Regions from separate parts of the Homo sapiens genome. Here region 2 is linked to region 1. Evidence: chromatin contacts called from ENCODE Hi-C or POLR2A ChIA-PET data. All regions are on one chromosome and are shown on one strand. The core of a region is the stretch at or near the end of the contact, and the rest is flanking DNA. Distances in the headings are between cores, read along the strand shown. Region 1 holds the start of ARSG (arylsulfatase G). Region 2 holds the start of LINC01152 (long intergenic non-protein coding RNA 1152).

The links. A loop is a pair of places that touch in the nucleus more often than their neighbours do. ChIA-PET counts read pairs that join two places held with the same protein, here RNA polymerase II (POLR2A). Pooled maps may share reads with other maps.
Region 2: a map with no recorded cell type shows a loop between it and region 1 (9-fold over the local background). The contact joins the promoter of LINC01152 here to the promoter of ARSG in region 1. A Hi-C loop is called at or near these places in 1 of 37 single-sample maps with no recorded cell type and 2 of 50 pooled maps. POLR2A ChIA-PET finds 5 or more read pairs at or near these places in 1 of 52 experiments (OCI-LY7).

The regions. Positions count from the first base shown.
Region 1 is chr17:68,289,983-68,292,868 of GRCh38, forward strand. ARSG (arylsulfatase G) reads left to right here and starts at 1,513. Exons shown (of 12, transcript NM_001267727.2): 1 at 1,513-1,586. SLC16A6 (solute carrier family 16 member 6) reads right to left here and starts at 1,145. Exons shown (of 6, transcript NM_004694.5): 1 at 1,104-1,145. RefSeq lists silencers at 1,281-1,970, 1,337-1,511 and an enhancer at 2,371-2,600.
Region 2 is chr17:72,029,209-72,032,094 of GRCh38, forward strand. LINC01152 (long intergenic non-protein coding RNA 1152) reads left to right here and starts at 1,446. Exons shown (of 3, transcript NR_110132.1): 1 at 1,446-1,643. RefSeq lists an enhancer at 571-1,341.

The DNA of each region.
Region 1 (2,886 bases), core at 263-2,762:
ACATAACGGTGCTTGGGACATGGGGAGATGCATGGTTTAGAGATTTCAGCATAAGCACTTGGCATCTTTTTTACAAGCAAGACACCTATCTTACCATGATTTGCAAAAACAATCAGATCACTGAGAAATCTCATTCCCGGGGTAGAAACCATCTCCTGCGAGAAGGAGCTGGCACGGAGTGTCTAACCGTGCAAACAAAACCGGCTTCCAGGTTGACAAGTTGTAATTGCTCTTCCCCAGTTGGCTCCGGGGAGCTTTTTCTAAGACTGACGCCCCCCATGTTTGGTGACATTTTATATACGCCACCTAACAAACTTCTATGACCTGTCTTGCTAGGGTGGGGGGAATAAAAAGAAAAGACGACAACAACCTAGAAGGAAATAACCCATTTCCTCTGCAAAACCATCTTCCCTTGCTACGGAACTGCTTGGCGACACCAGCGCTTTCCTGCGGTTGGCAGCCCGGGAACCTTGAAGTTGCGCGGGACCGGCCGTCAGCCGCTGACAGTTCTGACAGTCCAGGTGGAGGACCCGCGCTCTGCCGGGAAATCCCCGGCTTCCCGCTGGGGACAAACGGTGGCCGCCGCAGGGAGTGCTGTGTTTGGGGGTCGGGGGAGGCAGGGAGCCCCACTTTCCCTCGCGCTGCCTCAGTGCCCGGCCTGCGTGCGCGCGCCAGCCTGGGGTAGGAAGGTACCTCTGACATTTCGCTCCTGCGACGCGCAGGCAACTTCATGCGGAAAATCCGCGGAGGGGCTGAGCCTGGAGCCCCCGACTCTTCCGACGTCCCGGAGCCCCCAACCCGGGGCAGGGGGCACTCAAAGGCCAGGCGTGCCTTTAGGTATCTTCCGGGACCCAACTGTACCAGGGTCACGGACATTCAACTCTCAGCTACCCACACCGGCGCGAGCGCGTCATCCCGGTGGCCCTGGGCATTCCTAACTGTCAGAGCGAATATTTTTGGGAATAACCTCTCCAAAATGTGAAGATGTTCAGTGGTCTCCTCCGCCTCCCATCACAAAAAAAGGCCCCAACACATATTTTTTAAAAAACAACCCACATCCCACAATCAAACTTTTAAACATGTAAAATAATAAACCAACTCACCAAGTTAGAAGGGAAGAGAATAAACCCCCAAAGGCTCCCAATAAGGCGGAGGCTTGGCCTCCCCCTCCTTATAAGCCGCTCGGTAACATGAGAAAAGGATTAACCCCTTAGGGGGCGGGCCCGACTCTAGCGCAAGTTGGCTCGGGCTGGTGAGGCCCGAGCGCCCGGGCCCTCCACCCACTCCCGCGACTCGGGCACCCGAGCCACACCCTCCCCCCGCCCCCCACCCCGGCCGCCTGCGACCCGGGCCGTGCGTGCTGCCGCCCGCGCCCCGGCCCCGCGTCGCTGCCTAGCTCTTATCCTATACCGGCTGCAGCCGGTCTCCGCCGGCCTCGGGGGCGCGCCGCCGCCGACCATGTGCTGCGAGCGCTGAGCGCAGCCAAGGAGGGGGCCTGCCTGGCGCGCGCGCGCCGTCCCACGTGGACCTGAGCCGCGCCGGTCGCGCGCCCGCCAGCCTGCCGCCTGGGCTGGGGGTCACGAAAGGTAACCGCGTCGCGGTCCGGGGCCGGGCCGCCCCCGCCAGCGCCGCCGGGGTCCTTGGCACAACGCCCCGATCTCCCAACCCGGGTGCGCCTCTGCGCGCGTGACCCGCCCAGACCCCGGAGCTTTGCTGCAACGCTAGTAGGAGCGCGAGCGTGCAGGGTGTTGGGGGTGCCTGCATCCTGTCTCGGAGCACCTCGGCCAGGCGCGAGCGCGCGGGTCCCCGTCCCCACCCCCGGGCGCCTTCCCGGCGCGCCCACCGCCCAGTCCCGCCCGCGCCCTGAGGATTTAGGGATTTAGCGGCGAGGGGGAACACGCGCGCGCCGGGGCTGATCCCGCGCGGCGCTCGCGGCTGCGGCGGCTTCGCGCCCGCCCCGGGCAGAACAGGTTCCTTCCAGTTTGGGTGTGAGCTGCGCGCGCGGCGCCTGAGTTCCTCCTGCAGCGCCCACTTCCCCCAGTTTCGTCAACTCGCGCACCCCCACAGTTCCCCTTCCGGCAGTGGGGAGGGAGTGTCGCAGTGGGCCCCAGGGAGCGAGCGGCCGGGCCGCTGCGGGTGCCTTGCTTCCCCCACTTTGCTGCACCGGCAGCAGCGGCAGCAACAGCATCCGCGTTGCGCGAAAGGAATGTGAGCAGCCGGGCTGAGTCAGCATCCCCGGCCCGGGGCGCGCGCGCACCCTCCAGGCAGTGGCGGCGTCGGCACAGGTGCATGGCTCCCATACCCGCGGGGAGCCCTCTGTAAGGGACCTGGAGGTTTAGACAGTCCGTGCCCCTCATCCCGTAGTCCCCGACCCCAAGGTCACCGTGAACTAAGCGGATGATGCACGCGAAATCTCAGGAGCTCCTCATGGGGACAAAGCATGTGTCAGATCCTAGACATTTCAGAGCCTGCGGGGGCGCAAACTTAGCTTCTTGGTCTCTACCTCACATCCCGAGGGCAAATTTGGAAACTGCTCGGAAGCAAAGGCCATGTTATTTGCATTCGTATGCAGACTTTGGCGCCGGCTGCTGCCTTCATTGGGGTTCGGAGAATGTGGTTCTGATGTCAGAAACTCAAGAGAGCCTAGTTTGGGAGTGCATGCACGGAGGGTCGCCACCGGGAGGAGTCGGCGATCTGAATTTTAATAAAAATCCTTCCTTGCTCGCTGAGTTCTCTCACCATTTTGGGATAGGCTCTCCTGAGTTAAATGCCATCCTTTGCCGTTGACAAGTTCTGGTTGTGTAAGTGGGGAGAAGATTCGTTGGTACAGGGTGCCTTGTATGGCCAGTAGTGTACAGCCAAGGGGCCGCTGAGCAGCTTTGCAAC
Region 2 (2,886 bases), core at 196-2,695, 3.7 Mb after region 1:
ATAGACGAATGAAAAATTAAAAGACTGTCAGAGACAGGTACAGCACAAATTGCCCCCACCTCAACTAGCCATCCCTTCAACTCCAACCCCTCCCACCACAGAAGATGATTAGGGTTTTTTAGGAAAAAAAGAGAAGCTGTACAGCAATGACACACCCCAAAGACAGCACACTAAGATTCCTTTGCTTTATATTGTTTATAATGTTTAACCTCTCTGGTGGCCACCAGTTCTTAAAAGCTCCTAAGCATTTTCACAGAAAATATAAGAGGAAAACCAGCAATAGTAACAACGTCAATGGTGCCGGCAGACACAGAAAGACTCAGAAAAATATGGAGGCTCTAGGATGCCTGATAACAAGTCTCATTTCCTAAAATGAGATCTGGGGACTGGAGAAAGTGTTATCAACCAAGACAAGGAATAGGATAGACATCAGAAGTGCCCAATTCCAACACATTTTCTGAGACTCCTTTCCTAGGCAAACCTGATGAATGTGCAGACATAAATAGATAGTCCTACCATAAATTGATCTCTTTTTATCCTAAGTAATCAAGGTCCAGTCATTTCCCTCAAGCTGGGCTTCTATTGCTCTCTCTGGAGATTCAGCATAAACATGTCCTTGAAGTTTTGCTCAGGTAGATGAAGGTGGCAGAAAGCATGCAGCTACTGGGGTTAGTGGCTGTCCCCTGATTAAGTGCAAAGGTGGAGACCCATAGTTTATCCCCAGAAAGTTTCCATGCTTTCCCCTGGCATTTTCTCTCAAGCTTTTACAAGCCTTGTTCAGGGAGTGGAAACTCATTTTAAAGGTAGTTTAGACCCACCCTTCCCTTAAGGGAAATTTCTATGCAGGGGGAAAGCAAGCAAAACAAAACAAAAGTTACACTTCAAAGCCTTACAAGATAACCACAGGGAGAAGGCTAAGTCCTCCCAGTTACTCAGCCCTCCCCTGTGCTAATTGCAGGAGGTAGAGCCTGACTGTATTATTATTTGCATACTTGATCAGAAGAAGGGCCACAGAAGGAGGTCTAGAAGCTCAGCTGGTGTTTGACTGACATCTTTTAGGACTTGGACCCCACCGCCCACCCCCGCAACCAACACCACCACCAGTCCAGGACCTGATGTAATATTGCCACAGACTGATTCCCGTTGCCTTTGATATGCAACCTGTGCCTACAGTCAGCTCTCAGGGCTAAAGAAAACAGTCAGCTCCTGCGGCATCTGATTTGCCTCCTGCCCTCGCTGCTGTTAATCTGCAACACGCCACAGCCTCTAGATCGCTGCCGTTCAGAGTCGGATGTCATGGGGGCGACTGGCAGGGGTTCTTTCTTCTTTCGGTTTGATACATCCTTCCTTCCGCTGCTCCTCGCAATCAACCGCTAGGGGAAGGAGGGAAGCAGGCAGGAGGGAGAGCGGGAGACTTCCGGAAATCCCTTTCCTCCCTTCCCTTCACAGGTTGCCCCATAGTGACCCTGGAGACTCCCGCCTGCCCCCAGTGAAGGAATTGGTTACTCTCCCAGAGCCCTCCCGGGCATCGCCCCCTTCCTCACTTCCTCCTCTTCCTGCCCCCAGCCTCTACCCCTCCAGCCTCCTGTGGCTTCACAGGCAAGTGCCGCATCCCAGGAAGAAGGAGTTGGAGCTCCGTGATGGTGAGCTTTCAGACTTCCCCCTACAACCTCCGCCTCCCCAAAGGCACAGAGGCAAGCAGTGGCTTCCCTGGTATCATTTGTGGATCTAGGAGCATGAGGGAGCTATCGAAGACGGCATGTAGCCTGTTCTTCTTTCTCTTAGTAAACAATAATATCTAAATGTGCTAGAGGGAAAATACTTTTTAATTTATACTTTAAAACTGGTTTAGATTTTGAATGTATAGTCTGTTTTCCTGGAGTCCAATTGTAACATGAACCCCAAACCTAGGAGTTCTGTTTTTATACATCAGGAAGGGGACCAACCCACTCACCCATCCACCCATCTTTCAACTCACCCACCCACTCTTGTTTATAACTGCATAGTGGTTTATTTTGCCAGCACTAAACTATGCAGCTTGTTTCCCCTTTGCCAGCCTCTGCAGACAGAAAGCAAAGGCTGATCATTCTCAATTGACATGTGCACCCCTACTCTGAAGCTACAGCTGGATGACACCTCAGACAAATGCACTCATACATAAAAGTTTTTCTGCATGTTTTCGTTTTTGATTCTTTTATTGGAAGCATTTTTATGGCTGGGAGGTAGGTGCACATCCATTACAGTGAGGGGTCAGATATTAGAATACTTACGGTGCTTATAATTTTAATAGGATCACCCCCCTCATCCCTCATTGCCAATCAATTTCACTCTGTTTCAGGGTCACAGATCATACCCCTAATCCTGGCCAGTTGTCTCACCAATGTGTGTCACAAGCGGCCTGGGGCAAGAAAGTATAGATGACCCAGCATAACCGTTGCTTCTATTGCAAAGGGTACATCCTACAAAGAGCAGAACACGATTAGAGGCAGGCATAATTGCAGGCACTAAATTAGCATGGGTCTCTCAGCCAGGGGCTAATCTAAGCCAGACCTCACGTCATGGCAGGCCATGAGTACATCGCAATTACAATTCAAAAGAAAAGAGAAAAATCACCCTTGATTCTCAAATGTTTATTTTTAACACGGCAGATACTTAGCAATTATATCAGAGGCTGAGGCATCTGGAGTAAGCAAGAAAGGTGATTTGGGTTAATAATCTTTGAAAGGCTAAAGGATTTTCAATGTATGTATAAGACTGAGCCCTGTGCATGCTCCCCATTCTCTCCCTGACATCAGCCACATCCACCCCACCTCTGCCGCTACACGTTGGTGCTACCCAAGGTCTCCATTCACGCACTGTCCCTCTGCATCTCATGCTTCATCCGGG